Linked DNA regions of Homo sapiens: region 1 is linked to region 2. The links are chromatin loops, found by intact Hi-C in ENCODE. Cell type or tissue: body of pancreas. All regions are shown on one strand. Links, peaks and the distances in the headings refer to the core of each region. The heading gives the core; the rest is flanking DNA. Region 1 has its middle 55 kb from the start of KCNIP1. Region 2 holds the start of LOC124901132 (a long non-coding RNA gene).

Evidence for each region. Peaks named below come from ENCODE experiments on the same cell type or tissue, not always from the same donor. Only the 100,000 strongest peaks of a DNase experiment are listed, where the experiment ranks them.
Region 1: a loop joins it to region 2, with 4 times the contacts of the local background. A loop is called at or near these places in 49 of 110 quality-filtered maps.

Annotation. Positions count from the first base shown.
Region 1 is chr5:170,441,451-170,456,433 of GRCh38, forward strand. It overlaps a transcript of KCNIP1 not described here. Among named protein-coding and RNA genes, the nearest start is that of KCNIP1, 55 kb to the right of the region's middle. In body of pancreas, for the core only: no CTCF peak of the experiment used is centred there; no DNase peak of the experiment used is centred there.
Region 2 is chr5:170,609,550-170,624,532 of GRCh38, forward strand. All of the region lies in intron 1 of KCNIP1 (potassium voltage-gated channel interacting protein 1), which reads left to right. It overlaps LOC124901132 (a long non-coding RNA gene), which reads left to right and starts at 9,043. Exons shown (of 2, transcript XR_007059045.1): 1 at 9,043-9,917; 2 at 10,318-10,555. RefSeq lists enhancers at 2,212-2,948, 14,016-14,310. In body of pancreas, for the core only: no CTCF peak of the experiment used is centred there; no DNase peak of the experiment used is centred there.

The DNA of each region.
Region 1 (14,983 bases), core at 2,684-10,683, 170 kb before region 2:
TGTGCCCACGTGCAGGGTTTGTATCTTTGTGCACTTTGTACCTCTGTGTGGCAGGCGATCAATGGTGTTTCTATCTCAGCCAGGGACTCAGGTGCGAGACTGAGAAGCCCAGGAGGCAAGAGGCACCTGCAGCCCTAGAGCCCACTGCAGATTTTCCTTGAGGGCCGTATATCCAGAACCATCCCAGGGCTTGGCTTTTGAGAGAAAATGTAGTCTTAAAGAATGAACAAGTGGGCCGGGCGCCGTGGCTCACGCCTGTAATCCCAGCACTTTGGGAGGTCACGAGGTCAGAAGATGGAGACCATCCTGGCCAACACAGTGAAGCCCCGTCTGTACTAAAAATACAAAAAAACTAGCTGGGCATGGTGGCGGGCACCTGTAGTCCTAGCTACTCGGGAGGCTGAGGCAGGAGAATGGCGTGAACCCAGGAGGCCGAGCTTGCAGTGAGCCAAGATCGTGCCACTGCACTCCAGCCTGGGTGACAGAGCGAGACTCCATCTCAAAAAAAAAAAAAAAAAAAAAAAAGAATGAACAACTGCTGACTACTGTTTACTACAATAAGCATAGCTGATACTCTATCCAGGAAGAGGAAGCCACCACTCAGTGCCCCAGCCAAGATTGTTCTCAAGCTTTTGTCCGTCCCAAACCTTTATGAAGCATCCTCACCCACTGACATGTGCAGTACTTAAGACGGTGCACCCTGGAGTCAAATCCCAGCTTGGCCCCACATGAGCTCTGAGGCCCTTGAGGAGACAGCGTTGCAAAGACCCCAGGGGCCGAGTAAGCAGAGGCCTTTCAGAGATCAGAGAAAAGGCCACATAGCTGGGAGCCTTTGTGAAACTGGAGAGGTCATCGGGGCCAGATCCTCAGGGGCCCAGTGGCCCTGGAAAGGAATCTGGTCTTGTACCTAGAAATGGTGGCATTAATTATGTGACTTTGTCCAAGTCGCTGTCCTATTCTGAGCTTCAGTTTTCTTGTCTGCAAAGGGCTCTGGACCAAACCATCTAGGATCCACCCTGACCCTGGGCCTTCATGTCAGGTTAAGGAGAGACAGGGCCTCGTTCTGCGTTCAGGATGAGTTTCTCCAGGGAAAGGCCTTCTAGCTCCGCCCTGCCCTGTCTGGCTCTGGGGACCACGCAGGACTCTCAAGACACTAGGTCACTACACTCAGGAGTTTCCCATTTCTGCCAAGACAATCTGGAGAAGACATCACCCCACTTGAGTCATGAGATGTCCTCAACAGCACCTTCTAGAGTGCAGATCTTTTTGCTGCTGTGAGAGAGGGGCTTATGCAGAATGATATTGTCAGTGTAGACATGTTTCACACAGAGGAGAACTCAGGACAGGGGACAGGAATGGAGGCAGGAACTCGATCTATTAGAACAAGTTTTCTGATGTGGTTATGCATCAGGGATGTAGAATCCTGTGCCTTCAGGATTTCTGGGATTAAAGACAATCCCAGAAAACAGGCCTGGACAGGTCCTGGAATCAGCCCCAGGCCTATTTGGATAGGGGATTCTGGGGTCCTCGTACCCAGAGCCTGGTCTAGACAGAAGGAGGGAGTGGGCTCTGGGTGGGCAAACCCACCTTGGCCCTTTCCCTTCCCTCATCCTGTGGGGAGGGGCTCAGCTAGTGGAGGGTCAGAGAGGGTCTAAAGCAGGGGTTCCATGGTAGGCACCCCTCTTGTCCAGACCCAAAGGTGGCTTGGATCACCACCGAGGCACAGCTGAGTGATAAGTTGATGAGCAGCTGTGTTTTGCTGCCACATAAAAATGGCTCATTCCCCACCCCCCGGCCCTGAAGTGACTATTTACTGAGAGAGGCAACCCTACTGAACAAAAGCCTGCTATTTATTACACGTTCGGTGAACACCCCACAGTTCCAATGCATGGGGAGGGCTTGGAAACCAAATCAACCTTGGGAAAAGGAGGTGCAGAGGCCAAGGTCAAAACCAATTCATGGAAGTGGGAAGAAAGCAGGGCTGGCCTCAACCTTTTCACTATTAGAGAGATGGCCATGTAAAGTAGTGAGCCTCCTGTGGAAGGCATATGCAAGAACAGGTAGAATGATTATTTCTTAGGGGTTTTGTAGAAAGGATTCCTTACACACAAAGGCACAGGATTCTACATCCCTGGAGCATAACTACATCAGAAAACTTGTTGTAATAGATTGAGTTCCTGCCACCACTCCTGTCCTCGTCCTGAGTTCTCCTCTGTGTGAAACATGTCTAGACTGACAATGTCATTCTGCATAAGCCCCTCTTTCACAGCAGCAAAAAGATCTGCACCCTAGAAGGTGCTGTTGAGGACATCTCATGATGCAAATGAAGCAGCTGCTTGCAGGAGCCATGGAGGGGCTTGGGCAGCAGGCGGGGGGTGCCCACAGGCATGTGCCCCTCCAGAAATGGGCAGGAAGTGGAAGGAAGAGAAAGGGAGTCAGGCCCAGGGCAGGGGTGGGGGCTGGGGTCTGCTTTCTCCACACTGCCAGGTTCTGGTGAGGACCTCCCAGGTGGGTGTAAATTTGCAAACCCAAATGGTTAAGAAGATATATCTGTTAATGTAGAACATTTTGTATTTAACCAGTAATTGACTTGATTCATAACTTTAAGTATGCAGATGTGGTAAGTGGACCTCAGTATTAGCTTCCTATTGCCACTGGAACAAATGACCAGAAACTTCGTGGCTTCAAACAACACACCTTTATTATCTGACATTTCTGGGGGTCAGAAATCCAAAATGACTCTCCCTGGGCTGGATCCGGGTGTTGGCAGAGCTGCGTTCCTTCTGGGGTCCTGGGGGAAGCCTGTTTCCTTGCCTTTTCCAGTGTCTAGAGGCTGACCCCATTCTTTGGCTCATGGCCTCTTCCTCCGTCTTCAAAGCCAGCAGTGTTGGGCCGAGTCTTTCTCAGGCTGCTACCTCTGTTCTCTCTCTCGTGCCTCCCTATGTCATTTGTCAAGACCCAGAGGATTCCACAGGCCTACCCAGATAACCCGGGGTAATCTTCCCACTTTAAAGCCAGCTGATTGACAACCTTAATCCCATCCACAACCTCTGTGACCCTCTGCCATGCAAGGTAACATACTCACAGGCATAGGGATGAGGATGCGGATGTCTTTAGAGGGCCACTGTTTTGCCTACCACAGCTTCCATTTGGATTCTTGTCCCAACCCCTACAAAAGTGAGGCATATAATTTGTTGAATTCTGAATAAAATGCTACCAGTGTCTACAAATTATATTTTTTCTTTTTTTAAAAAAAAAAAAAAACCTTCTTCCCCAAGTCTGGTTTCCTTTAGACCTCAGGACTAAGTACCTGAGAAGATCTGCGGGCAAGGATAGTTATGTGATTATCTGGACAGAATGGCATTTCTGATTGACATTGTTGCATTACTTTGGCTCCAGATGCAGTGGCCTGAGAGCAGAAATAAAACCCCCTCCAGCTGCCTCAGCCCACCCTTTGCAGAGGGAGAATTGAGTTGGGGCCACACGGTGGGAAGCACTAATCCTCAGTCCACACAAACCCTCGCTTTCCAATTATTTTGATGGAAGTCATGAAAGAGCACTCAGCTAGGCATTATTAATCCATTTTTTCAATTCAGCAAGTATTGATTGAGCAGCTACCCTGTGCCAGTGAGGTTGGAAACACAAGGGTGATGAACAAGGTACATGTGCCTGGCCGTCACTGGCCAGCTCTGTCACTGCAGGCGGGAACTTTCCTTCCTGTGGGGCCCAGGGTTTTATAATCACATGAGCACCTACACATCCGGTACAGAGCCCCGTTAAGGGGGCAGGGCCTGGCCTGCCTCCTTCACTGTTGTCTCCAATTGCCTCAGATGCATGTGGATGCTCATTCGTTGAATGAATGAATGAATAGATGGTCCTTGCTGATCGGAGAGTCAATGACTGTATCAGGCCAACTGGAAAAGCAGAGGGCAAGCCAAGAGAAGACTTGGACAGTGCCTGCCACCATGGCTGCGAGTGAGAGGACTGCGGATCCCGAGGTGGATTCCTGGGGTGGCAGCTACTGTTTACAAAGCACTTTGCTGGTATTTATTAGGCCACGCAGTTCCCTTCCAAGTTTCCTCCTGTTATCATTCTCACTTTGCAAATGAAGAAACTGAGGTACTGGGATAAAACTTGCTGAAGACCACATGGCTAGTAAGTGTCAGAGCTTGGATGTGAACCTGAATGCTCGCTGAGGAGAGAGCAGCTCGCCTCCTTCCCTCACAGGCACATAGTCAGCCTTCCCGAATTTCATCCGGCAACAATTAACCTCTCCCTTCTCACTATCCCCCGCTCCCTTTCCATCTGTAGAGATCTCCTTGGATCTAAATTATCAGGGCCTAAAGCCAGGCCATACTACCGAGGTTAAAGAAGGTGAAAGGGCTGCATTGGGCAACATTGTTCCTTCAATCCTAACTCTTTAATCCTAATTCATCACTGCACACTCTGCTCCCTTCCCTGGGTGAAGACAGTTTGATTTGCCCAGTATCCAGAAAGTTTGTGCTAAGACAAGGGAAATTGCCACATGGCTCTCTGTTTCATTCAGTCCTTCATAAGCATGCAGCCTGACCTGGAGAAACTGACAGTGTAAAATGCATGGAGCAGCTCCTGTCCCTCTCTTTCCTACCCTTGAGCACTCTCTAAGCAGTAGCTGGCCGATACAGTCGCCCAGGAAGTCTCCCTGTAGCTCGGCCGTCAGTCATTACCCTCACTGGCAGCACGGGACAGAGAACGGGATATGTTCTCCCCTTTTATTTTGTGTGGTGAGACTTGGAAAACTCTGCGCCTAGAAAAATCCATTTCTGAAGGTTGCTGCTATTGAGTAGTGCAGTGAGACTGGGTTTGAAGGTATTGGACTCTTACATAGGCTATGTGAACGTGGGCAAATTGCATCTTCTCTTTGAGAAGTCTGAGCTCAAGTCTTGCTTTGAGTTATTTGTGTACTAACCTTTGACCTTGCTGACAAAAAAAAAAAAAATCACAGTGCTGGGTACAGCTCCTGACACTCCACCTCCCCTACTTCTTTTTTAGATACAGGGTCTTGCTCTGTTGCCCAGGCTAAAGTACATTGGTGCAATCATAGCTCACTGCAGCCTTGAACTTCTGCCTCAAACAATCCTCCCACCTCAGCCTCACGAGTAGGTGGGACTACAGGTGTACTAGTATGCCCAGCTATTTTTATTTATTTATTTTGCTGTCCATCCTGATCTGGAACTCCTGGGCTCAAGCAATCCTCCTGCCTCGGCCTCCCAAAATGCTGGGATTACAGGCATGAGGCACTGCACCCAGCCTCAACTTCTCCCACTTCTATCTTCTCCCCAGTTCTAGGTGAGGCAGGACCTGCCACATGTCCAAATCTCCATCTGTCCCCAGCACTCTACTAAATGGCTTAACTGGGCCCTCACGTCCCTCCCTGGGGATCCTGTGAAAAGACTTGTGAACCTGCTCCAGGTCCTGACTGAACCAAATTTCCTCTCTCTACATGCCGAAAGAGTAATAGGTGTTCCTGCATTAAGCAATGGCTTAATTTAGGTTTATTTTCATTCTTCAGATATCTCTCCCATTTGATGTTTCACCCCCTTGAAGCTCAGGTGAATCTCCATCTTCTTATTCATCTGAATATTCCTCATGCCTGGCATCACGCCTCACTCATAGAGTAGGAATTCAAAAACATCCCAGTAGGAGCTGGGAAAGCTCCTACTGCATGTCTTGTACATCTGCTGTATGCCAGCTGGGAAAGCTCCTACTGCAAGAGAGAGGCAAACCACAAAGGGGACTAAGGGGAAGAATTGGGAGGGGGGCATTTATTGCCCCAAATGACTGAATTTGGGTCAAATAACAGGACCACGGGCACTCACATGTTCAAGTTATGTTCAGGAATCTTCCTGTTTTCTTTATGAAGCAGACCCTACCTCTCATCATAAAGCTGGAAATGCCACGTTCCCTCCATTCCAGCCTCTCTTGCAGCTATGGTGAGCCTAAATGAGCTAGACTCAGTCAATCAAACCCTTCTGCCCTAGAGTTTGAATGGGAAGTTCTGACTTGAAGAATTAGGAACCACACAGGACCCCGTTTGTGAAGGGGGTGGCACAAGGTGCGTGGCCTCTAGCTCCCAGGGGCAGCATCCAGAATTCAGCCTCAGGGATGTTGGTCATGCAAGCCACCAAATCAGTGCCAGCAGCCAAGACGGGGGTGTCTTCACAGGGCCAGTTTCGTCATGTTATTTCAAGGGTTGCTCCTGGCCCGTAGCCTCTGAATTTATTTTAGTTTCTCAGAGATTTCAGTGGGCCAACGAATGTCACTTAATCGATCCCTTTTCTGCTTGGAGGAGCCAGACTCCGTGTTTGTTGCTTACAAATGAGACCTTGACTGAGACAAGTTGTCTTGAGTTTCCAGTTGAAGTCATCCTATTCCCTTTCACCTTGAGGCCTTTGCACATGTCATTTCTCTCACCTGGAGCAGGCATTCACCCTCTTTTTGTGACTGGATGACTCCTACCCAGTCATCCAAGGGTCAGGCTTGAAGACTCTTCCCCTGAGAAGCCCTCCCAGATCACCCCAAATCTGGGCTCCCACACCACCCTGCATGTTCCTCTTAGTAGCATCCTGACCCTGGATTTTACTGTTTATTTCTGTGTTTCCTCACTATTCTGTGAGCTGCATGAGGACAGAAGTGCATCTATTTCATCATTGTTAGTAGTAGTTAGTATAGTTGCCCAGCCTATTGATATTGTTGAATGAGTGGATGGATTGAACTCTCTTAGGCCAGAGTGATCCCCCACTATCACTGCCTGGCAGCATGGAGCAGCTTCAGTTTTTGGACTCAGGGCAATTGCCCTGTTCCAGGAAACCCCAAAATAGAGTTGCCTCATTTCACTTCTACCAGCATGTCTTGTACATCTGCTGTACGCCAGGCCCCGTGTCCTCTTACGCCCACATCCCAGATCCTGCAGGTAGAAGTGCTCACATTGCTGTGCTCCCTTTTCTCTGACCAGCCATGGAGGCCCTGGGGGCTTGGAGGAGTGGCTGCTTACTCCCTGGGGGAAGTGTGGGCTGCAAGCCCCTTGAGTGGGCAGGTTGCCATGGTGATGCTAATGGAGAGACTTGCCTGAGGAATACTGACCACCAAAAGGAACAATTACCAGAGAAGGCCCATTTCTTTAGCAATTTTCAAGAATGGGCAAGATAAAAAGCCACAAGTGAAAAGGCATTGCAAACAAATAATAGTGTATGAGCTGGTCTGGACCCAACAAGGCCTGTTTCCCACCCCTCTTTCCCTCTGGTTGTAGTGAATAAAGCCATACTTTTCAGTGATTTATAACTGTTCAAAAATGACTCGTTTCCATATCTTCTTTCATCTACCCAGCACCCATTATGTACCAAATGCCTAACAGACACTTAAAATATACTCTATAATTATGAAAACAACCCTACAAGGTAATTGTTCCCGTATTACAGATGAGAACACTGAGGCTCAGGGAGTGTAAGGGACCCGTCTAGGGCTACGCAGCTGGGAAGCACATGCAGCACTCTACTTCATGCTTAATTCAAGGAAGCGAATTCTCCTTGTGGGTTAACATCATCACAGTGGCAATTCCAGTGCCTCCATAAGAAAGTGTCCTTGGAAATGAGACACTAGCCCTCTCCTGTCTCATCTGCACAATATCCTATTGCCATCTATTTAGAAGAGAGGTAGTGAGTTGGTTCATTCATTCATTCTCCATTTGTTCATTCATACACATTTATTACACTCAAACTTCTAGGGCAAAACCAGCAAGCCCCGTACTGGACACTTCAGACTCAAAGATAGCAACTTGCTAAGTTACAGGAGCTTCCTCATAATTGCTGAGCTTCTAAGCTCTTTGTCCCAACTCCTGAAAAGTAGCCCTCAACTTCCAAACTGTGCTTCGGGCACTGACATTCCCTGAGCTCCACACACCCTTGGACCACAGTTTTCTGAGGCCCAGATGAGCACAATGTGCAGGGCAGAGCCTGGCACTTCCAGGGCTCCAAGGAGTCCAGAGGAAAATCGGGCAGGTCCTGAATCAGGCTGCTGTAGGTTGAACTCCTGCCCCACTTAGCAGCTGGATGATGTGCAAATTGCTCAGCCTCTCTGTGCTTCAGTTTCCTCACCTATAACCTAGGGCTAAAAATTAGAAGCACCTACTCCATACAGCTATTGTGCTGATACAATACAATAATCCACATAAGGAACTTAGAACAGAACAGTGCCGGCGGTGTATGTTAAATGCTGAGTGGACACCAGTTGGGATTAGAAGTAGCAGCATTGCCAGGTACTCCTGAGCAATGGGTCAGCTAATTCCACTCTACCCTCAGACCCCACCCTCCTTTGCAGTTCCTTCTCCTGCTTTGATAACTAGAAGCAGTCATATAGGGCCTGGGGTCTCTACTTGTAGGAGTTCAGTCAGGGTGGTAGGAAAAATTATAAAAATTATAGAAAGACTCAAACCTTCTTGGAAGGCCGGGAGGTTTTGCAAAAGTTTTGGGAAAGGATTTGGCTGAAGGCAGCTGAATTTTCTCAGAGTAAATAACAAGGAAGTGTAAGGGAATTAATCTAGATAAGTTAGTTTACTTAGGCCTTGAAACATGGCCTTTAATCATCCATGCTCAGGACTGCTCTCTTGGGGGAAAGGATCGCCCGACCCCCCACCCCACCCTCACCCCACCCCCTGCCACCATGTTAATTACCCACAAGTGTGTTGACTCAAAGCCTTTGTCATTAAATCTGTACTGAATATATGCCCACAGCACCAGCTTGTCAAGGCTGCAGCTGCTGACTCTTTACAGCACCCTCCTCGGTGCCTGTGAGTGGCCCAGTCCCTTAGCCGTGCAGCCAGGCAAAAAATCTGTGTCTGCATACATTTTTTCATCCATCACTCAGCCAGGGTCTGCGGGTTGGACCCCGCATCTACTCACAAATCAAGATGTTCAGTTCCGCCACCCACCCCTGTCTGTCTTCCTTTCTCACAGTCACTCTGTAGGTGTATCCTGAAAATGTAAATCAGACCACAGCATTCCCTAGCTGAAAACCCTTCCGTGGCTCCCTATTACTCACCATAGGCTAAATTCCGCCCAGACTCCTCTGAAGGGCTTGCAAGGCCTCCTGTGTTCTAGCTCCTGCCTGCTATCCACCCACACCCCTCATTCCTGCCCCTGTAAACCCCTTGTAGCTCTCACATCTCAAGAATTAAAGATTTGACCCAGTTGCTCCGACCACCTCCGCCCCGATCCCCAGAAACAGTTTCCCCCTTCTCTTTCTCTGGCCAACTTCTATCGGTTTTCAGAATGTCTCCCCTGGCCACGCAGGATCCCTTCCATTTTGAGGCTGATAAAATCCTGCGGATCGCAAGCTGAGCGCTCATCACACCCCATCGTGATTATCTCCCCTGCAAGGCCAGGGGCTTTGAGAGGGTGGGACTGTGGCTGACACGTTCAGTGCTCCAGTCCCATCACCTGACACTTGCCATAGAGAAGGTGCTTAGTATTTAGAAGAGTGTGTGCGATTACCGAGAGCATGGATATGAAGAAGGGGATCACAACCTTGAAAAAGTTTGTTGCTGAGAAAGAGGCAAGCAGCCCCAACTGACGGGAGCTGGCCTGGTCCTCACAGTTTGTCTCCTGTTGAACAATTTCACAGAACATTGACATCAGACAAGGCTATTCTGACTGTGTTGGAGCAAGACAAAATCGAGAGCACTTCGTAGTCATGTCTAAACGCAGATAAAACAAGAACATTGTCTAAACCACAAAAATGACCAGACATCCCGCTTTTTTGGGCTAATGGGAGTAACTGTTTACCAATGTTTATAATGTTGGCCCTGCACTAGTCCTTCTACCTTATAGATAAGATTATAGGTACCCAATTATAGAATGATTCCTACTGCCTGATGGCATCCAATTGAACCCTCCCTAGTCACTTAACACAAGCCCCCATCCTTTTGTAAGTTCTTCGTAACACCCTCTCACAAAGACCCCTCACTGTTCCCCACAGTGCACAATCTCCTTGCTGCAATGAGCCAATAAACCCAGCTCCGTTCAACTGCAGGTGTGTTCCTGGTCTTTGGCTAAAGGGCATTGACACCACCCATTTCCCAGAAACCTGAACTTGCAAAAAAAAAAAAATACCTAATTAAACAATTTCTGCAAGCTAATTGATAGTGAGAAATGTATTTCTGATAGGGAGCATCAGCTGGAGTAGACAACTTTGTACATACTATATGTTTTCCGGACAGTTGCTTCAGCTTCTCCTGCATTGTGTGTGTGTGTGTGTGTGTGTGTGTGTGTGTGTGTGTGTGTGTGTTTGCAGGGGGAAGATGCAAGCTTTGCTGTCCTGGGTGTCCGTGACTGGGCATGTCTCATCTGGAAAGAGATCAGCTAATATTCCTTGAGAAAAAGAATGTTATCACTGGATGATTACATCTGCTTCCAGAGAGGTAAGAGCATGCAGCATGGAGCAGACACTCTCTATCCCAGGAGCTGCCCTGCCCAGGCCTGGGCTGGTGGCTATTGTCATGGAGTGGTAACTGTAAGGCCATCCTCATAAGTCCTGCTGATATCACTCCAATCCATGGACACCCCTGTGACTCCGTCTCCATTCCTCAGGCCTGCTTCCCATGGAAAGACCCAGAGGGAAACGTGGTTGGTGGCATTGGGGACTGAGAACAGAACAAAATTCAGGCTTTGAGTGTGGATTAGAGACGCACTGTGTGGTGCTTGCATCACCTCTGACAGTGGTTGGGTAATGGGCTGAATCACCCAATGGAGACAGAATGCCAACAGATGTTAGTTGAGGAGGATGATTAATCTCCTTCTTCGAAAACTCAGAGAATCTTTATTGGCAACGTTGAAGTCAAGATAGGGCTTCTCCTTAGCAACCGGAAAGCGCCTAGTGTGCATGGCTACAGAATTCAATATGAAACTCAGATGATGAAGGTAGCCATGGGCACCTCTGATTGCCCATTGTAAATTTCTGCCTGGAATGAGGGCTGGGGCCTCATAAATGTCAACAAAAGCTGGTGATGGGTCCAGAGAGGGATGTTAGGCCAGCCTTGATGGATGAGGAAGTTTCATTTAGGGGCTCCTGTCACTTCCCATCTTCAGGCCAAGCTGACATCCATGGCTGTAAAATTGTCACCCTTCTCCTTTGCCTCTCAGGAAAGCAAAACTTCTTTACGACACTTTTAATCAAATCTGTCTTTTGCCACTTCTCTCCCCACCCTGCTCCCTCTGCCTTTATCCTGACAAAGAAGCGAACTGTTACTCTCTGTCAGTTATTTGTCTGAGTAATTTCTTGATGAAATTGCAACTATAATTGAATTTTCTGAAAACCAGGAATTCAAATGAGGCGACAACAGAGGAAACAGCGTGATTAAGGAATTGTTATTCACTCGTTGTACATCATTACCACCCAGAATTCATCGCTGGATCGTTCACAGATGGAGTTGCTGAACTATGATTATATTTTAGAAAATGAAGGGGGAAAAATCTAAAAAGGCAATAAAACATATTAGAAGCCTTCTTGAGGAACAGGATTATTACTGATTAAGTATATTTTGCATGAAAAATGTGCTAGCACTTTGGCAGTTTAAATTATACGTCCGTGCAGTCAACATTTTTGCTGGTCTCAAAATTCTTTGTTAGTTTGGTCTTCTAATCACATTCCTCTTCACCCTCCAAATTGACGACTTGAAAGAACATTAGAAATGATCATTCCTGAAGGAGCATTTGCTCTCAAAATGCATTTACGCTCAGCAGCCATTAAAAGGATATCATCCAGTCACTTAGTTTCTCAATTTAACTTTAAAGGAAAGTTGCCTTATTAGAGAAGTGGCCTCTATTTCAATGTAATGGTCTTTGTCACATCTTCCAATGTGCTGGCTTAGTGCTGAAGGATGGGGAAAGGCAGTTTTCACATATTGCAGCCACCATACCACCAAAGAAAACAGGTGCACTTCCAGGCATCATTTAGCGGGGTACCACATTCCTGGTTCCAGTTTCCTTTTTAGAAAATCTGAAAGTAACTTTGGGGCATATCTTTTAAGGAGTACTCCAACACGACTAGTGGACAGACCCTAAATTAATTGCCAATCAGCTCTGCCTTCTGGTATTTACACCTTTATGTAATAACCTCCACTTGAAGGTAGATGAGATCTGTGACTTGCTTCTAACCAGTGGAATATGGCGGAGGTGGTGGGACGTTACTCCTGTGATTACATTACATCATGTGGCTCCTTTATGATGGAAGATTCATGCTAGAGATTCTCCTTGCTGACTTGACAAAGTATGTAACCATGATGAAGACTTCCACGTGGCAAGGAGCTGTGGGAAGCCCAGGTGCTGAGACTGGCATCCAGCAAACACCCAGCAAGAAACAGACGTCCTTGGTTCTACACATACAGGAAATGAATTCTGCCAACATCCTGAGTAAGGCTGGAACTAGATTCTCCCCAAGTTGAGCCTGACAAGTAAAATACAGACCAGCCAACACCTTGATTGCAGTCTTGTGAGACCTGGGGAAAAGGACACAGCTGAACCGTGTCCATTCTTCTGACCCACAGAAACTGTCACATCATAAAGGTATGTTAGTTGTTACACAGTTTAGAAAACTATTACAGCTGCTCAAGAAGGTTAGCTAGCTCCAGATTTCAATCCATTCACAGGAAAGCAAGCTTTATTCCTAGAAGAATAATTCATGCTTTGCAAAAAGAGGAAAACGTCCTGCAGTTTTAGAAGGTCTTTTCTTTCTCAACACACCCAAATTTCTTTAAAATCCTCAAGAAGTGCATTTGTTTTCATGGTTGACTCGAAGAAGTGAGTATAATTAACTCACAAAAGGTGGGAGGAAGGGACAAATTAAATTTTGGTATGCATACAGGTAGCTTCTTCCAAGTGATAATGAGCAATGTGAAACAAAGAGATTGGCATTAAATGTAATGAAGGACTAGAGGAGTGTACCTAAACCTGAAACAAATTCCAAGAAGTGGCCTTGACCTAAAATGTTTGCATCCTGCCAGAGACCCTTACTTATAAGTCAGGAGATACCTGATGCCCAGGAGAACTGGTTTTTGTACTCTGTCTTACACAGACTAAGAATTAAGAATGCAGGTGAGAAGTTTAGAAAACTTCCTGATGATCATATGAAAAGACATTAAACTTTACCTGGTAAAACTATGAAATGTTGCCTGTAGATTTCTAAGAAAAATGAGTAGGAAGTTGGAAATATTTCAGAATTAAGAATGTTTTTATATAATTAGAACTCTTTAAGCTATGTAATTCTGAAATCTGTGTGACAGACTTCTGTGTAAACATAAAGAACTAGTTATTTTTACAGATTATCTAGTCTGTGTATTCATTTGATGTTTCTATTACTTTTACCCTCACTACAAAGTTCAATGAAGGTTAAAAAAATATTGTTCTTAAAAAAAGAAGAGATAAACCTGGAGTAGCTATTTCAATGTTAGACAAAATGGATTTTAAAACAAAAATGTTAATACAGATAGAAAGGGACATTTTATAATAATAAAAGTATCAAAATATCAGGAAGATACCACAATTATAAACAAATATGCTCCTAAAAATAGAATCTCAAAATACATAAAACAAAAACTGACAAAGTTGAAGGGATAAATAAATAGGCAGCTCAGCAATATTTAGAAACTTCAATACCTCACTTTCAATAATGGATAGAACAACTAGACATAAGATCAACAAGAAAATAGAATATTTTAACAAAGCTATACACCAACTAGGCCTAATGGATATCTATAGAATAATCCACCCAACAACAGAAGTCTTCCTCCTCCTACTTCTCCTCCTCCTCCCCTTCCCCTTCCCCTTCCCCTTCTTCTTCTTCCTTCTTCTCTTTCTCCTTCTCCTTCTTCTTCTTCTTCAACAGGATCTTACTCTGTTGCCCAGGCTAGAGTGCAGTGGTGTGATCATGGCTCACTGCAGCCTCAACTTCCCAGGCTCAGGTGATACATGGGCCTCAGCTTCCCAAAGTGCTGGGATTATAGGCACAAGCCACATGCCTGGCCCACATATTCTTCTTAAGTACACATCAAACATTCTGTAGAATAGACCATATGCTAGGCCACAAAACAAGCTTCGATAATTTAAAAGGACTGAAATTATACACAATCTGTTCCTTGGCCACAAAGAATAAAATTAGAAAGAACTTTTGGAAACTCACAACTATATAGAAATTAACATACCCATAAGTAACCAATTGGTTGAAGAAGAAATCACAAAATAAATGAGAAAATACTTTGAGATGAATGAAAATTAAGACACAACATATAAAAATTTATGCAATATAGCTAAAGCAATGCTTAGAGGGAAATTTATAGCTCCACATACCTACATTAAAAATGGAGAAAGTTACACTGTTGGTGGGACTGTAAATTAGTTCAACCACTGTGGAAGACAATATGGCGATTCCTCAAGGATCTAGAACCAGAAATACCATTTGACCCAGCAATCCCATTACTGGGTATACACCCAAAGGATTATAAATCATTCTACTATAAAGACACATGCATACATATATTTATTGAGGCACTATTTCCAATGGCAAAGACTTGGAACCAACCCAAATGCCCATCAATGATAGACTGGACAAAGAAAATGTGGCACATATACACCATGGAATACTATGCAGCCATAAAAAAGAATGAGTTTATGTCCTTTGCAGGGACATAGATGAAGCTGGAAGCCATCATTCTCAGCAAACTGACACAGGAACAGATAAACAAACACCACATATTCTCACTCATAAGTGGGAGTTGAACAATGAGTACACATGGACACAGGGAGGGGAACATCACACACCGGGGCCTGTCGGAGGGTGGGGGGCAAGTGGAGGGAGAGCATTAGGACAAATACCTCATGCATATGGGGTTTAAAACCTAGATGACAGGTTGATAGGTGCAGCAAACCACCATGGCACATGTATACCTGTGTAACAA
Region 2 (14,983 bases), core at 4,124-12,123:
ACTAGTTTGGGCCTGGCATGGCAGCTCACTCCTGTAATCTCAGCACTTTGGGAGGCTAAAGCAGCAGAATCACTTGAGGCCAGGAGTTCAAGACCAGCCTGGGCAACATAGCGAGACCTCACTAAAAATAAAACAAAAAATAAAAATAATACAAAAAATTAGCCAAGCATGGTGGCACACTCCTGTAGTCCCAACTACTTGGGAGACTGAGGCAGGAAGATGTCTTAAGCCCAGAAATTCGAGGTTGCAGTGAGCTATAATCACACCACTGCACTCCAGCCTGGATGACAGAACAAGATCCTGTCTCTAAAAACAAACAAACAAATAAACAAATACTACTTTGCTCATTCATTTAAGTCAGTAAATTGTGACAAATGGAAAAATGCAAGAAAAAAAAGGAAGCTGGACATAAAGCTAGAATGGAAAATGCATGAGCTCTTGCTGGGGTGGGTCCTAATTTGGCTTTTAGCTTCCTAGCAGCCCTTGCAAAGAAGAAAACAAGATCTGTTAGGTAAATCTCTATAGCAGTGGTTCCCAAGACATGGTCTCCTGACCAGCAGTATCAGCACTACCTGGGAACCTGTTAGATTGTCCCTCTCCACCCTCGAATCTGGGAGTCAGGCCCAGGCATCTGGTTTAACGAGCCCCCTAGGTGATGATGATACATGCTGAGGAGTACGAACCACTTATGTTAGAATAAATACACACCAGCTTCTAACATTGATATCGCAGAGAAATTTCTGCATGACACAGTGAGCTATTATATTGACCAAATCCCCATTATAAACACCATCATGTACTTAATAGGCCTTTTTCTTAACTTCCTACTTAGCATACACTCATGAAACCTTCTCAAGGCACAGCTTAATGAAATTAGTTCCAGAGGCACCAAGCTATGTCACCCAGACACACAGCATGATGGGCTGGTTTCATGCTCATGCACACTTCTGAGTAGTGAAAGCCTGGAGAATATCCCAGCATTGCTGTTAGAAGCCAGGACTCTGGAGCCAGGCTGACCCAAATTTGAATCTTAGGTGCACCTTTCATTAACTGAGTGACCTTGGCCAATTCCCTTAATTCCCTCCCTCTGCCTCAGTTTCTTCATGTATAAGAGGAAAATGACTATTTTATGTATTCCATGGAGTTGCTGTAAAAATTCAATGGGCTAACAGACCGTATGCTTAGTATGGTGCTTAGTATGCTAATGAGTCCTTATAAATGTTCCCACGATTATGAACTGCTAGAGTGTGTTTCCTGTAGGTAAACCTCCAAGCCATCAAACCTATGTCCATGTCTCCTGCCACCATCTGTCCTGGATGATTATTGTTCAGATGCATATTCCAAACTTACTGAGTACCTAGTATGTGCGGGGTTCTTTCACTTATATCATTTGCCTTTAAACAGCTCTGCACTGTAGTTATTATTACCCATTTTCTGCATCAGGAAACTGAGTTCCCCCCAAAATGAACTGACTTTTCAAAAGTCACACAGGTATTAAGTGCCAAAGCCAGGATTTGATTCCAGGCCTTCTGGCTTGACAGTGGCACTCAAATTCATCAAGTGTTTCTTGAGGATCTTGCAGATATTTTCTCATATTGCAATTCTAGTCTCTGATTTTTTAGCCCCAGCTGGGCAGGAAGGAAGCAGGTGCATCAGTTTTTAGAACTAGAGCAGGACAGATGCTTAGAATGTATCTGGTTCAAGCCCCTAGTTTATAGCTGTGAGAGTCCAGGCTACAAGAGGGACTTGGCTTGCCCTGGACCCAAAGAGCTAAGCAGAACAAATACTCACATTTGGTGCTGCTCATTTCTCTCCCCTGGGCCCCACAGCATCTTCGAAAGGTGAGGTCAATTCCCATGAAAAGTACCACACTACGAAGTGCAGCCAAGGTCCAGAGGGGTATGGCAGAGAGCTTAGGGTTAATTGATTAGAGCAGGAAAAGGTCAGAAGATGTGGAATCATCCACATAGCCCTTGCAAGGAGGTATCACATACATCCACTCAGGGTCGAAGACACAGACAGCATGTGTCTCTCTAGCCTTCCCTCTCTCCTGGAGTCCATAGCCTTGGCTGCCTGCCAGGAACCCGGCACACCCACCTCCCAACACCTCCCAAGCCCACTCCACCTTCCTCAAAGGGTAACCTCTTCCTGACCTAATCGTTTTCAGAGGAAAGAGCAGGAACTTTGGAGTCAGGCCTGGTTTCCTAATCATCATATTGGTCAAAGCAAGTCACACAGCCAAGCCCACAGGCAGTGGGGCTGGGAAGGACAGAGAGAGAAGGGAGAATCGCTACTGAATGACAGTCTACCACACCTATTGTGCAAAGTGCTGGAAGGGAGGATTTGTTCATTCATTCTGTTAATATATATTAACTGAACACGAGCCAGGCACTGGCCTAGGTGCTGAATATGCAGCAGTGAATGAAATAGACAGAAGTACTTTTCCTCCTGGAGTTCATGTTCAAGTGAATAATGGCCCCACACCTCGATTAATCCACAAGCACTTAACTGTCTACCCTGTCAGGTTTCCATATGTGCCAGACACATCATGTCCACAAGAGATTCTCTGCAACCAGCGAGCTCATGGCCCACGGGGAAACCAGACAGACAGACACCCAATGACAACATTGAAGGCTTGCACGCACGAGGGGCCAGAAAACACCCCACATGGAGTGGGTCCCACTCTAGGCCACTCTCCCATCCCTTCCCTTTTCCAAATTTCCTCCCTAGCCACATGCCTTGGTTTCCAGGGCCAGCCAGCTGTGCAAAATGCCTAGCAAGCTCTCAGCAGGCCCCTGCTGGGCACAGCACAGAGAAATTAAGTGCAATTAGCGTAACTAAGCCATCACCAGTAAGAGGCACTTGCTCTCCTGGCGGCTCCCTTTCGGAGACTAATGGGGATGACTAGAGAGGAGGATCCAGAGCCTATGGCTGAAACCTCATCAACAGCTTGGGAGAGTGACAGCCAGCCAGTCTTCTGCCCGCAGGCTGAAGAGGCAGTGCTTCCCAGGGTGAGCCAGAGGTCAGGAATCAGAAGGCCTCCCCAGAGCTCGCTCCCATTTTCCTGAGTCTAGGAAGATGGAGTAAATTGGTTTAATGGAGTGGAGTCCCGTTGTCATGGTGGCAGGAGGAGAACAGACGGATCGCCCTGCTCCAGCCTGACAATGTGAGGCTGGGCTTTTAGCAAATGTGGCCGGCTGTAATTCAGAGAACTCAATTTGACCCATGCTGTATCTTCTTTCAGATAATGGCCGTGTGTCCTGCCCTTCCCCCAAGTGGGGCAGGCTAGAAACCTCTAGTGGACTCCTCACCCCCTCCCAAGACCCAGTCAATCTATAGGGCCCGCTGGTTCCTTCCCCCAGGTCTCTCCTCTCTCCCTGGATTGTGGCAATAGCCTCCTGAAGGTTCCTCTGCGCCCCAGGGCTAAGTCCTGGTCCCATCCGCTCTTCACATACACACACCCAGCATAGCACATTTTTCTAGAACTCACACCTGAACGTGCCTCTCCTCTGTTGAAGACATCCCCAGAAGCTGATCCCTTTGTTCCCAATGCCCTTCCACCCTGTCTCCACCTGGCATATGCCTGTGTTTCCCTGAAATTCCAGCTTAAATCTCTCTCCATGTTTGGCCTTCTCTGCCTCTTGCTGGATTCCTCATCTCGCCTCCCACCGGTTTTGCATGGATCCCTGCCACTACCTGTGTGTGTCCATCGCTCCATCCATTGAGCCTGTGAGGGGAAAGCCTATTTAATTCATTGTCACATCCCTTCCCTGGAGACAGAGTAAAATAGCTAATAATTAGACAAAACATTAATTGAGTGCTTATTTTATGTCAAGTGTGATTTGAGGACTTTATATGCACTAATTTATTTAGCTTCCCAAAACTCCATTAATAGGTACTATTAATGCCCCCTACTTGAAAGATTAAGCAACAGAGGCATGAAAATAATAAAGTGATATGTCCAAAACTACACAGCTAATAAGTGAGAGAGCCAAGATTTGAACCTGAAGGAGATGGGAGGGAGAGAAATAGTTGGGGAGACCACAGGGAAAGGAGGAAGAAGAGAAGGGAAGAAAAGGAGGCGGGGAGGGCCGGGAGCTGGAAATGTACCTTTGTATTTTAAGTCATTGAGATTTGGGGGTTGTTACTGTCACAGATCCTAGCCTGTTCTTACTAATAAAATAAATAACTAAATTTATAAAGAAGTGTCAGAAAAAAAGGTCATATTAGACCACGAAGGATGACAAAGAGCTTCTTAAAAAGGGAACTCAAGGCCCAAACATGGGTATTGTTGTGTCATGTGAATCCTTCACAGGGGCCACTTGGTGTCTGTGTGGCTGGCTCTTTGTGGCCCTGGAGAGGGAACAAGCATGAATGCATCAGTGGCTTCCAGCCTGAACAGAATAAGTTCAACAAGAGATGGCCCCAGCTCCGGTGTCTACTGGGGAGGTGATGAAGTGAAGTGTTCAATTCCTGCATAGCCACCAACAAGTCCCTGGAAACACAATTGTTGAGGATGTGTCCCTCGGGGAGGCATGGTTCATCTGGCTGTGTCACAAAGCAGATGGGAACAGCTGGCGAGGAAGGACTGCCTGTCCTGGGAATTGCCCTAATCATCTTCCTAAATATTGCCGCAGCCAGGAGGAAAGCCTGATTCCCTGCAGATGGGGCCATTGACAGGATGCTACTGGTCCGGGTTGGGAGAAAAGGAATGCTGTAAACACAGTCAGCCCATTCGGCAGGCAGTGGAAGCTGTCTGAGGCTTCAGGGCCCCCTCCTCACTAGGGGCTATAATTCATGCAGTTTCTTATCTGCCAGATGGCCAGGAGGACACATGCATTCCAGTGGTGCCATCTTCTAAGTGTTGGCAGCTTGCCAGTGATCTCAACTTCATTTTCATCATTGCCTTTTGAGACTTTTTGTTCTTAATCACCCCAACCAACCATGAAATTTTAATACCAGAAATATATTCTCTGTTTACATACTTTATGCAAAATCTGTTTTTTAAACGTAAAAAGGGGATTTTTTCACACGTGCATTCCCACAAGAACCAATTCTCTCCCCCGTTGAGAATGCCTGTTGTACACTAAACCTTCAGATAACCATTTTCTGCAATCAGCCCTATCAGATTTGGAGGGAGAGAAGCAACTCACCAGGAAACAAATGCTCTTTGCATTGTTTTGTCTCTTCCCAGAAGCCTCCCATCCACCTTCAGCTGGAGTTGAGCTTTCTAACATCACTGCATTCCTGCACATCCACATTACCATCTTTATGTATTTGATTCCTCCTTGAGGGCAAGGCCTGTTTCTCTGTTGTTTACACCCCCTCTCAGTGCGTGCTGTAAGGTAGGAGCTTCACAGATGGTTAAAGCAAAACAGAACATGGGCCGGGTGCAGTGACTCACTCCTGTTGTCTCAGCACTTTGGGAGGCCAAGGCGGGTGAATCACCTGAGGTCAGGAGTTCAAGGCCAACCTGGCCAAATGGCGAAACCCCATCTTTACTAAAAATACAAAAAATAGCTGGGCGTGGTGGTAGGCGCCTGTAATCCCAGCTACTCGGGAGGCTGAGGCAGGAGAATCACTTGAACCCGGGAGGTGGAGTTTGCAGTGCGCCAAGATCGCGCCACTGCACTCCAGCCTGGGCGACAGAGTGGGATTCCATCTCAAAAATCAAAAAACAAAAAAAGGAAAAAACAGAACATGAAAGCCACTTTCCCACAGCCTGGGCACGTAGCTACTGTGGTGAATCACCTTTCCTGGCAGAGCACACTCAGGAACCGTCAGCTCCAAAAGCACCAAACAGTTTCATTAAGACCGTGGCTCCTTCGCAGAAGCACACGGAACGCAGACTGACAAGCCTGTGATAACATTTTAATGGCCTGAGTTCAGTTCCCAATAAAATACTTAAGTTTCTGCAATCATGGAGCTGGCATTTTCATTAATACTCCTGATTAATTGTCTGTCCTAGGAAAAGGCTCATCACCGTCACAATCCCGATCTTGCTAGTTCCTTGCAGGGAGAATCCCAGCAGCCTGGGCTTTTCCACCAGGTTAAAGCTGGCAAAGGGCAAGGAAGACTCCCTGGCACCTGGTACCCTCCACTTGCCATGGTAACAGAGGATTACAGGCTCTAAGCCCAGCTGCTGTCCTTGCATTCAGACCTCACCACTCATACACTGGGACCTGGAACTACTTAAATTGCCTCAGTTTCTTTATGTGTCAAATGGCGTTTGACACATAAAGCACTAATACTAATAGTACTTACATAATAAGGTTGTTGTAAGGATTAATTGAGTTGGTACAAGTAATGTCCTGGCACGCATCTGGCACATAGTGAGTGCTTCCTATAATAAACAGTAGCTGGGTTTGTTGTTGTTTTACTATTATTTTTCCTCCAGAAAGGCGAGAGTTGCATCAGCCTTGGAAGAGGCAGGACTGAGATGTTTGGGAACAAGACCACTTTCACAGGGGGCAGCCTTTTGAGAAATGTCATGTCTACTTGATAGGGCTTTAAATATGGAGTAGTGGGAATCTGCACATTTGGATTCAAATCCTGGCTTTTCCAATGGCTGATGATGGAACCCTTATAGGCTCAAATCACTCACTTCTCTGAGCCTCCCCAAAAATTGAGAATAACAGTTTTTATTCCATAGGGTAGTTTTGAGAATTGGTAAGATGATCATAAATGTAGAAGGGCCTGGTACTCATAACTGTTTTCTTCATTTATTTATTTAGTCAACAATGTTTTCTGAGCACCTACCCTGGGCCAGGCACACTGAGGTGGGCCTTGGGATTCATCAGGGATCAAAGGGAAAAGGCATCCCATCTCCGTGGAGCTTCACATCATCGTAGTTAAGGTGGATAATGACTGTCTCGACAGATAGGACAGTGGCCAGGACACAGGCCTTCAGTCTGGAGCATGCTTCTCATTTTGAAATAATTTCTTGTTCAGAGTCAGGTTGGAAGGAAGGCCTTGCAGGGGCTGGGTAAGGATGGCGGCATCTCTGCGTTCACGTCTGTGTGCTCACCATGAGAGCCCACCTCTCTCTGGCCCAAGTTTCCTTCTGTAATGTGAAAGAGGTGGGGTTCCATGCTCTCCTCTTCAGCATCCTCCTTAGATACTCAATCTGGCACTCATCAGTTTCGGACCCTCCATGCTGCCCCAAAGGAAGCCACACTGCACCTTCATCCAGTTTCTTAAACCTGCATGTTCTCTCTTGCCTCTAGACCTTCGCCCAGGCTATTCCATCTGCCTGGAACATGCTTCCATACACCTGCCTTCACTTGGCTAACTCCTACTTCTGCCTTGTGCCACTGCTTGGATTGAATGTCCTCTGGAATTCAGCCTTCCTGGATGTCCCTGAGCTGGGCTAGGGTCCCCTCTGCCCACCTCTGCTCTTTGATTTTCCCTGTTCATCACCCCAGTTATGACACTGAGTTGTAACTGGGATTTCTAATCTGTCGCCTCCACCAAGCAGCACACTCTTTCTGGCCAGGGTCCATGTCTTATTTGTCTTGGTATCTCTAGGGCCCAGAATCTGGTACCTAGTGAATGTGTAACAAATATTTTCTCTGAGCTAAAATAGGAACACAGGGTCCCTGCAATGAAGACCCCAGGTCTGGAGGGGAAGACAAGGTAGCATTACAAGATAACAGGCCTTCCCTGCAAAGCGTCAGCACTCAGACTGGGGCATTGTGGACAAGAAGGGTGGAGAGGAGAGAAGGCATGAAGGCATCCCAGATAGGGACACAGCAGAAACAAAGACAAAAAGGCCGGATAAGCAAGATCTCTTTGAGCCGGCAGGTTAAGATGGGTAGTGGAAAGCTGGACCACTGTCAGGTTTTGACCCCTCCAGACAATGCACCGTGATCTTCTGGCTTCCATATGTCCCTGGCTGCTGCTGCCTGCTGCCCACTGAGGGACCTCACCCTCCAGACTCTAAGTGATCTTAAGCCACCAGCCTTACAAATTACAGCAGACAGAGGGGGTCCAGGCCCTTCTAGAGATAGTGTTCACAGCACTTTCCCAAAGCTGGTTCTGCTCAATTCCCTAAAAGATCTCCTGCAATGGGGCCTCCAGGGTCCTAAAAGCACCATCTGCTCTTAAAGAGTCTCACTGCTCATTAGCATATCAAAGGCTCTGAAATGTCCTGCAGGAAAAAACTCTGGGCTAACTTTTGTAGCCCTGTTCCCCAAACTAAATTGAATGAAGGATTCTTTTTTTATGACCCACCTACAGTTCTGCAGAGATCCTCCAGGGAATGCAGATCTAACCCATTCTCTGTGCAGTGAATGGCAGAGAAAATTAAAGTGATTGCATCTATTGCACACTTACTTTTCCTTCGAGGTAGGTGAGAGAGTAAATAAGATGCAGGAGAGAATTACAACCGGAGATATAAAACAGTTGTCTTACAGGGAATAGTCTGTTTGCCCAGGGAGGAGGTTTTCAGAATACAAAGTACCATTTCTTCTCCACGACATCCCCAGGGGAGAAAGGAAAGTGAAAGAAGCCCTCCAACCGACCACTGGAGATGGGAGCATTTCTGCTGGTTTCATTTACATAAGTGTCCTTGGCAATTTGTCCCAATTTGTCTCATTATAAATGATGTAAACATCCGGGCGTAATCACAGACAAAATGGGATGGTTTAAATGCTGCCTGATTAAAAACCCTGGGTTGGCTGCAATGACTTGCAGGCATGCTAACGGCTTCCCTGCAAGGGACTTTGGTTTCAAAGTTCTGAGAGCTCAGGAGGGTCCCTAGGTCTAGTTGCAAAGTCATGTCCCCCATGACTCTGCAACTCTCCACATAGAGCCTAGCAAGAATGCATCATCTTCTCTATATCTCTTATAAGGAGGGAAGGAAGAAAGGGAGGGAAGGAGGGAGGGGGAGAGGGAGGGAGAAAGGAAAGAAGAAAAGAAAGGAAAGAAGGAAGGAAGGAAGGGAGGGAGGGAGGAAAGGAGGAAGGAAGGGAGGGAGGGAGGGAGGAAAGGAGGGAGGAGGGAGGGAGGGAGGGAGGGAGGGAGCTAACTGACATTTTCCCCTTTGCCATCTGATTGGCATGAAGGGCAATGTAACTGAGGAGTCTGGGGACCAAAGTGAATCCTAGTAATGTCACTCACTTAATATGTGTGATTTTTTAGACCAATCACATCATTTGGCCAAGCCTCAGTTTCCTAGTCTGTCAAATGGGAATGATGATTTGACATCTGGTGTGTCTCTCACTACTGTTGAGACATTATATAATGAGAGCATAGCCCTTTATAAAGACAGGGTTTCTGTCCTCTTTCTTACTTCATTCTTTCCTTCTCTTCTTTCCTTCTAATAGAAGGTATAGAGAAGACAGCACATTCCTACTGAGCTCTATATGGAGAGCTGCAGTCATGGGGGACACTGTCTAGATCTGGGGACCCTCCCAAGCTCTCAGAGCTTTGGAAGGAAGGTCCCTGCAGGGAAACTGTGTGTGTTTCTTCAACAGTGTATCCTCAGTGCCTAGCACATGGTAAGTGTTCCATAAACAGCTGTTGAAGAGACGGATGGATAACTGAATGAATGGATGCTTCCATGGGCAATGACACACTAATCTGAAAAGCCCTGTATCAATGAAAGAATCACTTAATAGTTTAACTTTTCCCTCATCCTTCAGAACACAGATGGCATGCCATCTTCCCTTCAAATCTCTTCCCAGTGCCCCACACAGAAGAGGCACACTTGGACACTGGTGTCTGATGGACCCAAGTTCACAGCCTGTCTCTGGTCATCAGGTATCATGACCTTGGGCAAGAAGCTTAACTCTCTGAGCCTCAGTTTCCCCTTCTGTCCCCCAGGGAAAATGAGTCCTGCCCCTCCTAAGGGAGGTATGAGATGTAAGACCCCGAAGGACACAAAGGTTTGCCAGGAGCCTTCAGGTAGGAGGCAGGTAAGGAGGTCTGCTAGATTGGAATGAGTTTCTGGAAGGCCCCAAGGAGCTCAAAATCAGACCTGGGGTGAAGGTGTCTTGACCAAAATGAGACCCATCAAAGAAGCCTGGATGAAGGTGCCCACAGCATCCATCAGTGCCAAAAACAGAAACACTTTAGCCCAGGATACAAGGAACATTTTAAAGCAACAGAGATAAGAGATAGTTAGAACTCAGGCCTCCTGGCTCTTGCTGTTCTTGGCCCATAATTAGTTGTTATGGGACCTTAATAAACTTCTTGCCTTCTTGGTACCTTTGCCAAACAATCTGATGAGGAGAATATTGAGTCATGGTGCCAGGGAAAATTAGCATATTCTGCAAATTCCTGGCACTGTTAACACTGGATTCTGTCCACCTTTAGAAATCCTCAGATCACTATGTCAGCATCCCCCAATCACAGCTCTCCAACTTCAAGGAGGGTTGAGGGGTCTGAAGAAGGAGAGAGAGGCAACAGAGCCAGAAACCCTTCAGAAGATGCCAAGAGCAAGGTTTGGACCCATAGTCCACCACTTACTAACTTCAAGAGTGTTATGAGCTACAAACTTCTCAGTCTCCGTTGACTCATCTCAAAAATGGAAGTAAAATTATTTACCATGCAATATGTTGTCAAAATGCATTGGGTTTAGTTCATAGCAGGTGCTCAAAGAATATCAGTTCCACTTCCCTTGTCCCTAGAGAGCCTTGTAGTGGATGTTGATGTGTCTTCCAACACATGCACCAACCTTTCCCTGTCCTGTAGCAGTTGAGATGGAATCATCCCACTCCCAGCTCCAGGAATAGGCTCTGATGGGCTTGAACCCAGCAGCTTAATTCCATTGGTTCTCTAGGCCTTCATCATTAGTACAGGAAAGGCACTTGACCTAAATTAGTTCGATAAGATTTAAGCTCAGAAATCTGGTTTGTTGGATGGAGAAAGAGATGCTTTCTTTCTCTCTGGAAGGAGTTTATTGCAAAAGTAAGGGCTGGGGCTGCTACAGCCATTGTGCTACCATGAGGGAACTAGCCATGATAACAAAACTTGCCTGGGGAGGGGCTACGCATCACAGAAAATGATGCCAAAGTCCTGCTCAAACTGTGCCTGATGCCTGCCTGATCTATGGACTTCTTAGTTCCATGTAATGGATTCTCTCTATTTTTAAAGCCGTATCAGGTTGAATTTTTGGAGAAATAAAACAAAAAGCATCTTGACTAATTTAAAAAATCTTCTTTGGGTATTCAACCCTCCTAAACTCACCCCCAAATCCACTGGGAGCATGTCAAGATTTTTGTGAGCCGATTTAGGAGATGCAAATTCATTTGCCTTAATTGGATCTCCAGGAAATGACTTCTGCCCCCTCTTAAATCATTTAAAGCTCAAAGAGGCATGAGGGCCCTCCCCAAGGATGCAGGTATCCTCTTGACTGACAGCCTGTATGCTCTGCTTCCAGGATCCTTCCATCTCCTCCCTTTACTGAGGGAGTCTGCTATGTGTTAGAGGTGTCCATCACTGGTCACACTGGGAAGCTGTGGCAGGGAAGCTGGAGAAAAAGCAAGATAGGCCCCAGAAAGAACACCAACTCCAGACTCAGGGAGACTCAGGCCAGAATCCTAGCTCAACTTCTTCCAAGCTCCCAAAGTCACACTCTTTTCTCTGAGCCTCGATTTTCCCATCTGCAAAATGGGGATACTAAGGGTCACCTAGCTGGGCTGCCCTGGAGATTCCAAGACATTAGGCATAGAAACAGTCTGGCCTAGACCCTGTAGGCCAGTAGGCATTTGATCAATGGCAGCTGTGGTTGAGATTTTTATCATCATTATGGCTGCCCTTCCTGCTTTCCAGGGCTAGTGTAGATCTAAGATTATAGGGGCTGCAACGTTCCTCAGTGGAGCAGATGCAGCAAGGTAGTAAGAGAGGGCATTCTCACTTGTCCCCACAGAGTGTGGTGTGGGGGAGATCTGTGAGCACCCCAGCAGCCATGAGGGTCAGCACTTGAATCTCTGCAGGTCAGTCATACTCCTCTTTATTATTTTTATTTTTATTTATGTATTGATTTATTGCTCTGTCACCCAGGCTGGAGTGCACTGGCACCATCATAGCTCACTGCAGCCTTAAACTCCTGGGCTCAAGTGACTCCCACTTCAGCCTCCCAAGTAGCTAGAGCCACAGGCACATGCCACCACGCCTAGCTAATTTTTCAATTTTTTGTAGAGACAGGGTCTCACTGTGTTGCCCAGGCTGGTTTCAAATTCCTAGGCTTGAGTGATCCTCCCGCCTTGGACTCCCAAAGTGCTGGGATTACAACTGTGAGCCACTGCACCTGGCCTTATTCCCTTCTTTTTATCAGTTTTCAAAGCCATCAGTATGCAGAGCACTAGGCCCAGAAATGAGAGGAGAAGAGAGATGGAACGACGAAGACCAAAACCTCTGTCCTCAAGCTGCTCATAAGCCAGTATAGAGACGTGTGGAGTCTGCTGTCCTGAGTTCCAGTCCCAGTTCCCCTTGCAAGCAGCCGTGTGACTTGCAGCAAGTCATTGAATCCCTTTGAGCCTCACTTTCCTTGTCTAGAAAACAACAAAACTGGAAATAATACTGCTTCCCTTCCAGTTTGTCAAGGATGAAGGTGCTTTGCACGGTCCCTGGAGCAAAATGTGTTCTCAATCAAGATTCCGTCTGTGGTGGGTGGAGCCGCGTCCTTCCCAAATTCATATTCACTCAGAACCTTCAAATGTGACCTTTTTCAGAAATAGCATCTTTGCAAGTTTAATTCAGTTATGGGTCTCAAGATGAAATCATCTTGGATTTGGGGTCTATCCGAAATCCAGTGACTGATGTCCTTATAAAAAGAAGGGATACAGGCCGGGGCCAGTAGCTCACGCCTGTAATCCCAGCACTTTGGGAGGCTGAGGCAGGCAGATCACTTGAGGTTAGGAGTTCAAGACCAGCCTGGCCAACATGGTGAAACCCCGTCTCTACTAAAAATACAAAAATTAGCTGGGTGTGGTGGTGAGCACCCATAATCCCAGCTACTCGGGAGGCTGAGGCAAGAGAATTGCTTGAACCCAGGAGGCAGAGGTTGCAGTGAGCCGAGATCGCGCCACTGCACTCCAGCCTAGGTGACAAGCGTGAGACTCTGTCTCAAAAAAAAAAAAAAAAAGAGTGGATACAGAGAGGCAGTGAAGAAGGCTGTGTGCAAAGACAGGCAGAGGTTAGTGGGATGCAGCGCGAGGCTAAGGAGTGTCTGGGGCCACCAGAAGCCAGGGAAGCCTAGGAAGGGTTTTCCTAGAGCCTTTGGAGGGAGCACAGCCCTGCTGACACCCTGACTTCAGACTCCCAGCCTCCAGAGCTGGGAAGGGATAAGTAGCTGTTGCTTTAAACCAGTGGTCCCCAACCCTTTTGGCACCAGAAACCGGTTTTGGTTCAGTGGAAGACAATTTTTCCACGGACAGGGTGTGTGGGGTGGGAGATGGTTTCAGGATGAAACTGTTCCGCCTCTGATCATCAGGCATTAGCATTAGTTAGATTCTCATAAGGAGTGAGCAACCTAGATCCTTCGCATGCGCAGTTCGCAATAGGGTTCATGCTCCTATGAGAACCTAATGCGGCGGCTGATCTGACAGGAGCGGAGCTCAGGCGGTAATGCTTGCTCGCCAGCTCACCTGCTGTGCAGCCGGGGTCCTAACAGGCCACAGACCCATCCGTGGCCCAGGGGATTGGCGACCCCTGTCTTTTTTTTTTTCTTTTTTTTGAGATGGAGTTTCGCTCTTGTTGCCCAGGCTGGAGTGCAATGGCACGATCTCGACTCTTCAACCTCCGCCTCCTGGGTTCAAGCCATTCTCCTCCCTCAGCCTCCCAAGTAGCTGGGATTACAGGCACCCGCCACCATACCTGGCTAATTTTTGTATTTTTAGTAGAGATGGGGTTTCTCCATGTTGGTCAGGCTGGTCTTGAACTCCCGACCTCAAGTGATCCGCCCACCTCAGCCTCCCAAAGTGCTGGGATTACAGGCGTGAGCCACCACGACCTGCCCGGGGACCCCTGTCTTAAACCACCCCAGCCTGTGATACTTTGTTATGGTGACCCTAAGAGGCAAATACACCCTCCTTTCCCCAACCTCTCCCCTCAGACGAAACCGATGCGAAAAGTGCTTCATGAAGTTTCAGGTAAAGAAGTCTGGGACGAAAAGGGATAGTGAGGATGGCGGGAGGGGCTGAACTCCAAATGGGCTTATCAAGGCTCTGCAAAATGGCGTGACGGCGCTGCCCCCTTCTGGTGGCCTGAAGACTAACGCACATGATGTCAAGTGCGGGGCCCAAGTACTCAGGAAAAGGTTCTCATTTGGACACTGGGAGGTCTTACATTGGGGGCCCTGAGCCTCCAGCCCTTCCAAATCTATTCTCAGCAGGAGCTCAGCCACACCTGTGTCCCAGAACTGAGGCCAGGCCCAGCCTTCACTCCACGCCCAGCCAGCCCCAAGGAACCGACTCCCTGAGGCTCTATGCTCCCTGCCTCCAGTGGCCCCGTGTCTGGGAAATAGTGGCCCTGGCCTGATGCCCTGACCTGGGCAATCCATCCCCTGGTCCTCTCAGCTCCCGGGCCCAGGTTTTCTGGGCTACTTTAACCAGGGCAAACTCATTCCTCGAGTACAAAATAAAAGATTCGAACAGCATAATCAAATAGGTCATACCCATAAATCAACACATTTGAGCACCTATTTTGTTGTTCTTTCACTAATCCAAACCATATTTATTGAGCATCTACTATGTGCCATTCTCCAGTAGCCATTCTAGGTGCAGGGGATACAGCAGAGACCTTGAAAAAAGGAACAGTCTCTGATCTTGCTGAGCTTAGAGTCAAGTGGAGGTGAGGAGGAAGGAAATGAATTAACAACTAAGTGAAGCAGAAGGTAACCAATTGATTGACTGACGAAGGGGTACAAACAACAAACACCTTCCTTTCTCCAAACTCTATCTTTAACTGTATTCTCTCGTTTTCCTTCCTCTCCATTTTACAATCATTTTACAACATCTCTGGCTATTCTCCTATATTT